2 separate regions of the Homo sapiens genome follow, and region 1 is linked to region 2. Evidence: chromatin contacts called from ENCODE Hi-C or POLR2A ChIA-PET data. All regions are on one chromosome and are shown on one strand. The core of a region is the stretch at or near the end of the contact, and the rest is flanking DNA. Distances in the headings are between cores, read along the strand shown.

The links. A loop is a pair of places that touch in the nucleus more often than their neighbours do. ChIA-PET counts read pairs that join two places held with the same protein, here RNA polymerase II (POLR2A). Pooled maps may share reads with other maps.
Region 1: a map of naive thymus-derived CD4-positive, alpha-beta T cell shows a loop between it and region 2 (2.0-fold over the local background). The contact joins two enhancer-like sites. A Hi-C loop is called at or near these places in 1 of 168 maps with a recorded cell type or tissue (naive thymus-derived CD4-positive, alpha-beta T cell) and 3 of 50 pooled maps. POLR2A ChIA-PET finds 5 or more read pairs at or near these places in 5 of 52 experiments (A673, HEK293, OCI-LY7 and 2 more).

The regions. Positions count from the first base shown.
Region 1 is chr6:45,047,609-45,051,582 of GRCh38, forward strand. All of the region lies in intron 3 of SUPT3H (SPT3 homolog, SAGA and STAGA complex component), which reads right to left. Among named protein-coding and RNA genes, the nearest start is that of MIR586, 150 kb to the right of the region's middle. Within about 2 kb of position 1,788, at least 2 of the 41 ENCODE cell types and tissues checked have a DNase peak (open chromatin) inside an H3K27ac peak, as active enhancers do.
Region 2 is chr6:44,974,935-44,979,048 of GRCh38, forward strand. All of the region lies in intron 6 of SUPT3H (SPT3 homolog, SAGA and STAGA complex component), which reads right to left. Among named protein-coding and RNA genes, the nearest start is that of MIR586, 220 kb to the right of the region's middle. Within about 2 kb of position 2,202, at least 3 of the 41 ENCODE cell types and tissues checked have a DNase peak (open chromatin) inside an H3K27ac peak, as active enhancers do.

The DNA of each region.
Region 1 (3,974 bases), core at 538-3,037, 72 kb after region 2:
AACAGCATGTCTTTATTCTGATAAGAATAATCTATTTTTAATTTTTTTAAGGAAAATCCATACTATTTTCCATATGGCTGTACTAATTTATATTCCCACCACTAGTGTGCAAAGGTTCTCTTTTCTCCACATCCTCTCAAACACTTCATATCTGTCATCTTTTTGACGACAGCCATTCTAACATATGCAAAGTCATATCTCATTGTGGTTTTAATTTGCATTTCTCTGATGATTTGTGATGTTCAGTAATTTTTCATATATGTGTTGGCCATTTCTATGTCTTATTTTGAGATATGTCTATATACAGTCTTTGCCCATTTTTTTTTTTACACTGTCCTAATATCAAATCTTTATTCCATTAACAATCAAACTTTTACATCATCGCCAAGGCTTTTTGTTCACTTAAGATTTGGTAGTCTTTGGACTAGACTCTGGAATAGACAAAGAGCATCAGTGGAAAAATGCAAAATCCAAATAAAGTTTGGATTTTAGTTAATAGTAAAGTGTATTATTTTCTTACTATTGAGTTCCTTATAGATTCTGAATATTAATCCCTTATCAGATATATGGCTTGCGAATATTTTCTCTCATTTTGTAAGTTGTCTCTCTACTCTTTTTTTTTTTTTTTTTTTTTTTTTGGCAGAGGCTTTTTAGTTTGATGTAATCCCATTCATCTATTTTCACTTCTGTTGCCTATGCTTTTGGGTTCATATCCAAAAAATCATTGCCCAGATCAATGTCATGGAGCTTTCCTCCTGTGTTTTCTTCTAGTAGTTTTACAGTTTCAGATCTCACATTTAACTCTTTAATCCATTTTGAGTTGATTTTTGCATATGAAATAAGAGTCTAATTTCATTCTTTTATATGTGAATATCCAGTTGTCTCAACACCATTTAAAACAGAACTACCATATGATCCATCAATCTCATTATTGGGTACATATTCAAAAGAAGTAAACTTAGTATGTTTAAGAGGTAGCATTACTCCTATGTTCACTGCAGTATTATTCACAATAGCCAAGATGGAATCAACCTAGGAGTCCATCAGTGGGTAAACGGATAAAGAAAATGTGCTATATACAATGGATTGTTATTCAGCCTTAAAAAGGTAGGAAGTTCTGTCATTTTTGACAACATGGATGAATCTAGAGGATATTATGTTAAGTGAAATAAGCCAGGCATGGAAAGACAAATGCCACATGATCTCATATGTGGAATCTAAAACGTTTGACCTCACGGAAGTAGAGAGTAGAATGATGGTTACCAGGAGCTGAGGGGGAGGGAGGGGTTATAGAAGGGTTGGGGAGGTTTTGGCCAAAGGATACAAAACTTCAGTTACACAGGAAAACATACAAGAGAACTGTACAGCATAGTGACTATAGTTAATAACAAATGTATTCTCGCAAATTGCTAAGAGTGCATATGTCTTCTCACTACAAAAAAATTAATATGTGAAGTAATACATATATTAATTAGCTCAATTTAGCCCTTCCACAATGTACACGTGTTTCCAAACATAGTGTACATGACAAATATATACAATTGTTACTTGTCAATTAAAACAATTTTTTAAAAAATCAGCTTAGAAAGAAAATGAGAAGAAAAGAAGGATGCCAAGAGTTCAGCCACCGATCTGCTTCCAACCCTGAGACTTCTGGTGCTGGATCTCATTTATGTGGATCCTTTAAAAGATAACCTTCATTATTCAGGGATGCTCCAAGGGGCCTCTGTCCCACACAATCAGCCTTACTCAAACAGTCAACACAAGTTACACTCATTCACAGGGATAAAAACAGGAAGTTAGGTCTACATGTGACAGCATGAGTCACTTCTCCTTTCCACAACTCAACTTTTACCTTCACAAAATAAGGGGTATGGATTTTCTAGGTCCCCTTTTATTTTCCTAAGTTCTTGTATCAAATGAAACTATAATGACATTTCACGACTTGCCTGCCACTAATTTTGCTGCCCGCTGGCAACCAAACTCACAGTTGCGCCAACTCAGAGTTTAAGTGACTGTAAGAGCAGGGCCTTGGTTAAAGTAGTCTTTGAGTATACACAAGTAGCTTCATTGTTTATAGCTTAACTCAGAAAGAAAACGAAAACAAACAAGCAAAAAACCCCTTCACTTTTTACTATATTTACCTCCTGATGGAATTATTTCTACCCAATTCTAATCCTTATAAAATAAGGACAATATTGATAATATACTCTTAAAGCAGCCCCTTACAATTAAAATACAGATCAATTTGCATAATAGTTACATAATAATATGGAAAAATTCATGTTATGTATCCATCAATAAAATAAGAACCAAAAGAATAACCACAATAAGACTAATTACTTGACAGTAAGATAAATATTTGGTACCCTCTTTTTAAGCAGCAGAATGTTCTGGGGAAAATGAAATCATATATGAAACCCCTTACCATGAACAGGTAAAACAGAGCTCCTTTAATTCAAGTACTCCAAGTATGGCAAGTCTAGGATTCCACCCACAAGGACATCATTATCTCCTGAGTAAAATCTCCTGAAGTACTTCTATAAAAGACAGTTTGAAAGCCACTGCAGCAGATTATCTAGGTAAGCTATAGCTTAAGAAACAGGATACTCAGAGCCACCTTGCCAGTCAGTCCACACACATGGTTTAGCAAACACTGCTTTTTCTGCAGTGTGTGTGTGTGTGTGTGTGTGTGTGTGTGTAAAAAGAAGATACTTCCATTTGAAATACCTATAAACCACAAAATCATCTGGGATCATGGACATTTTCCCAAGAATATTTGCATAACACAATTAACACAAAATAACACAAGAAGTTAATACAGAAGCATTGAAAGGCAAAGAAAAAAAAAACCCATAGTTTGGTTTTCCATTTAGGAAATTTTCATGGGGGCGGGCAGGGAAAGAGAGGGAGGCACAATAATCATTTGAACCTATAAATTAAATTACAATTACTAAAATGTTCTTGGTCTCCACTGCAGTATTCAGTAGAAAATAAACCATGCCACATATATTTGATATTAATTTTGTTTTAAAGCCTCACGGAAGACAGTTTTCTGATTTTGCATGTTGATAATACAAGGTCAATGAGTAGGCATGTTACATTTCAAAAGCTACTTTCTCACATTCCCCAGTGTTCAAATACTTAGAAACTTGATGTTAAGTTTATATATTGGCTAATTATTCTCCGAATAATCTAGTAAAGAGTAGAAATGTAATAATGCAGGAGAGAAAAGTGCTGATGTCCTTGTGTGTATAAGAGGGTATGGGATTTTTTTTTTTTTTTTTTTTTTTTGAGATGGAGTCTCGCTCTGTAGCCCAGGCTGGAGTGCAGTGGCATGATCTCGACTCACTGCAAGCTCCGCCTCCCAGGTTCATGCCATTCTCCTGACTCAGCCTCCTGAGTAGCTGGGACTACAGGGGCCTGCCGCCATGCCCAGCTAATTTTTTGCATTTTTAATAGAGATGGAGTTTTGCTGTGTTAGTCAGGATAGGATGGTCTCGAACTCCTGACCTCGTGATCCACCCGCCTCGGCCTCCCAAAGTGCTGGGATTACAGGCGTGAGCCACTGCGCCCAGCCTGAGGGTATGGGAGTTTAAGAACAAGTGGAGAGGTTGGGGAATAGACAGTTAAGCTACAATATGGGGAGGGAAGACAGGTATGTGGGCATAAGTACAGGAAAAGAGCAGATGAAGTAGAAACATATGAAAGGCCTGTTATATTTCCTCATACTTCCTTAGAGAGGTAGGAAGCACAGCTATAAGCTGAGAATCAGGATAGGAAATAACTTGTTAGAAATTCAAAGAAAAAGAAAAAGGTATAACACATCATCCAGGATACTGGGAGAGTGAAATAAATAGGGAAAAATTTATGTATAATACATATTTATTAAATATATATTTATCAAATGTATGTATGTATATATATTTATTAAATATATGTATTTATACATATATCACAGGACAGTATTAACA
Region 2 (4,114 bases), core at 952-3,451:
CCGAGGCAGGTGGATCACCTGAGGTCAGGAGTTCGAGACCAGCCTGACCAATATGGTAAGACCCCGTCTCTACTAAAAATACAAAAATTAGCTGGGCATGGTGGTGGGTGCCTGTAATCCTAGCTAGTCGGGAGGTTGAGGCAGGGGAATCACTTGAACCCAGGAGGCGGAGGGTGCAGTGAGCAGAGATCGGGCCACTGCACTCCAGCCTGGGTGACACAGCAAGACTCCATCTCAAACAAACAAACAAACAAACAAAAAAGACGACCAGTTTATAGCTTTTACTATCTGTAATTTATCTTCTTAGTTTCACTCTCCCAGTTTATAAATATTTTAAAAGTTGACTCTTTATATAGAAAACCATAAGTATTCTAACTAACGAACTAAGTTGGGCCTAAATGCCCATCAACCAACAACTGAATAAAGAAAATGTGGTATATATATACCATGGAATACTACTCAGCCATAAAAAGGAATGAAATAATGGCATCTGCAGCAAGCTGGATGGAGTTGGAGATCATTATTCTAAGTGAATTATCTCAGGAATGAAAAACTAATTATCTTATGTTCTCACTTATAAGTAAGAACTAAGCTATGAAGATGCAAAGGCATAAGAATGATATAAGGAACTTTGGAGACTTGGTGGGAAGGGTGGGAGGGGGTGAGGGATAAAAGACTACACTTGGGTACAGTGTACACTGCTCGGGTTACAGTGCACCAAAATCTTAGAAATCACCACTAAAGAACTTATACACGTAACCAAAAACCACCTGTTCCTCAAACACTATTGGGAAAAAAATTGAAATGTCAATATACTTGGAAAGAGTCCTATTAATAATATAAACATCAAATTACTTCTGATTTTTGATAAGCAGAGTAAGTAAAATGATGAGCTCATTATTAAAAAAAAGAAAATATGAAAAAAGCAAACTCATGCTGAGTATGTCATGCTCCAGTAAGGAAACAATGCCACCAGTGTGGGAAAAATTCTCGAGGAAAAATAGGCTTTTATAACTGGATAGCATTTGAGTTAAGATTAGAAACAAAACAAACAAAATTAAATTATTTATTCCTCTAAATGGAACGTTCTTAATCATCTTAATGCTAAAGTTTCCTTTCTTGTAATTGGCTGAGTTGTTTTCACGAATCAGAAATGAGCAAGTCCATCAATAGAAATCTGTCACAGAGACTGATCTAAGCTAGAAGCATGAGTTAACATAAAACAAAAGGAAGAAAATTTTTTTCCTGAGAATGCCAAGATTTAGTCACTAAGAAAAGGAGAAAATGATAGTCTTTACCAAGTATGACTATCACGAAGATACAAGAATAATCATAACAATCAAAAATGCTTTGCTTCAGATGTAGTAAACGTAAATTCCTAAATACTTAAGAAAAAGCAGAAATGTCTACACATTTGGAAAATTAATGTCTTTTTTTTTTTTCTTGAGACAGAGTCTCACTCTGTTGCCCAGGCTGGAGTGCAGTGGCGCAATCTTGGCTCACTGCAATCTCTGCCTCCAGGGCTCGAGAGATTCTCCTGCCTCAGCGTCCCGAATAGCTGGGAATACAGGTGACCACAACCATGCCTGGCTAATTTTTTGTATTTTTAGTAGAGACGGGGTTTCACCATGTTGGCTAGGCTGGTTTCAAACTCCTGACCTCAAGTGATCTGCCCGCTTCAGCCTCCCAAAGTGCTAGGATTACAGGCATGAGGCACTGCGCCCGGCCATATTTTGAATTCTTATCTGAAAAGTCTACTTACCTAAACTAAAAATATTTTTTAAAAACAGAAATAATCTTTAAAATAATTGTGGGTGTGAAAATCTTTGAATTATAAAGTCTTGCAGGGACTTTTCTCTTGAAGAAGGCTTGGCTATACTTAGATTCAGTATAGGTATTTCAAGTAGCCTGAACACAATGGCTGTCCCTTGAGCTTCTAAGAATGCAGAAGAGCAAAATCCTCTGCAATCATAAGTGCAAAACCTGTAATTATGGTTATTTAACAAAATGGTTTCTGTTAAGATATTTGATGATGAAATTTCCACTCTCTTAGATGTCAGTGCCCACATTTTATTCAGGCTTTACTCATGAGTAAATGTATTATAACTGTTATTTGATTAAATGTCAGTGGCCACCAGGCCTAGTTCATAAGCAAGAAGCTTAAAGAAGGCAAGCCACAGAGGGTGTGGAATGATTACAAAGAAAGATGATGAAAGGAGAATTGTTTTTGCAACTTGGTGATGTGAGGCAGTGTTTCACCTTAAATAAAGTAACCACAAAAGCTTTAAAGAAGCAAAGGACTATTTTGGCAGCAAGAGGAAGGGAAGATCAGTAAAATGGGTAAAGTCAAGTAAGGAAGAATCACAGCATAGAACAGCAGTATTTTAAAGTTTTATGTATACTGCCTTATTTACATGTTTATCCACTCAACAGCTGTGTCAGGGAGAAAGATAAGCTATTATTACATTTCCATTTATAGAAGAAACTGAAACTTACTGATTCTCTGGATTTTTTAAAAATACTTTTTAAAAAAAATTTTTGAACTAATTTTAGATTTGCAGAAAAACTTCAAAAATAGTACAGAGAGTTCCTGTATACTCTTCACCCCACCTTGCCACCCTACATGCATCTTATCTGATCTCACAAGCTAAACTGGGTCAGGTTTGTTTAGTACTTGGATGAGAGTTTTGTGGTTTTTCACCAAGGTAAAATATATTGCTAGAAAGAGTTTAAGATTCCTATTCCAAAATCAGTGCTCTTTCTACTATACTACTGACTTCTACACAAAACTCCTTATTCAGATATAAAATTTTCTATCTGATCAAGTAAAATTATGCAGTTCACTTGACATTACTACTACATGTTACAACTTTAGAGATGTATAAAATTTGCAATAATCTAAAAAATTCTACGTGAAATGCTCTGTAGTGGCCCTGATAAGAAACTGGTTTTGTTTTATAGAATTGAAACCCTCAGATTGCGCTACATGCAGTTTTCATAAGATCTAGAAATGTATTCTAAAATGAATACATTGCTTAATGAAATATAAGTGGACGAATGTCATGGAATTATCATAGTGCCTACTGAATATTCAGACTACATTTTCTGAGTCATTTTACTCGGTGGTAGTAGTAAATATTACATATTCCACTAACTTGATGTTATGCATGCTGCAAATCCTTTGATTCTGATTCTAGTCACTATGAAGGGAAGATTATTTCTAAAGTAAATTCCATAGGAATATTGCTATATTATATATTTTCATAAAGAAGATTCTGTCAATGACAGCTACCATTTCTTAAACACCCATGTGCTGAACTGAGCCAGGTATATTACATATGTTATCACAAATCCTTCCCAACACTTCTAAGATGCAGGTCCAGATAAAGGAATCTGAGACTCAGAAACATGTAGTAATTTGTCCAGGTTAGTAACATACCTTGGATAAAGAATGGAACTGTGATTTTAATATGTAGGTCTATATGACCCCAAAGCCCATGCTCTGGTCATAATACCATACAATCTAAAGAGAGTATCAGAAAAAAGACAAGTATACTACAAACAGTTTGGTAAAAGATAAAAACTGTCATTCTATAATAAAGAAAATGATGCAGAGGGAAGAGATAGATTTGCTAAACAATGAGAATATGCATACTGTGTATGTTTCATTAGTTTGTAGGCTTTAAGTGGGAACACAGTGTTGTGACATAGCATGGTCTCATCTGTCTGGGAAGGTCATCCTTCCTTTCTATTCGTTCTAAGTAATAGAATAATAGTTATTCTATTGAGTAAGAAGCAACATGAAGGATCCACATGGGAGGACTAGGGTGAGGGTGAAAGTAGGGAGAGAGTTTGGTCTGTCAGAACAGGCTAAAAACCCTATAATCACTGGGGCAACAGGTTTCATGACCAGATTGCCCAAACGTTGTATGCAGATTAGAAACAAAACAAAACATGGACAACATTGAAATAAGTAACAGAAATCCACACAATGAAAATATGTCCTTGCCAAAATAATAAATTAATATTCTTCAAAGCACAAAAGCAATCCTGTTAATATTCTTTTCTATTGGTGCCTTTTAGGTACATTTACAACATGATAAACTAAATTGGA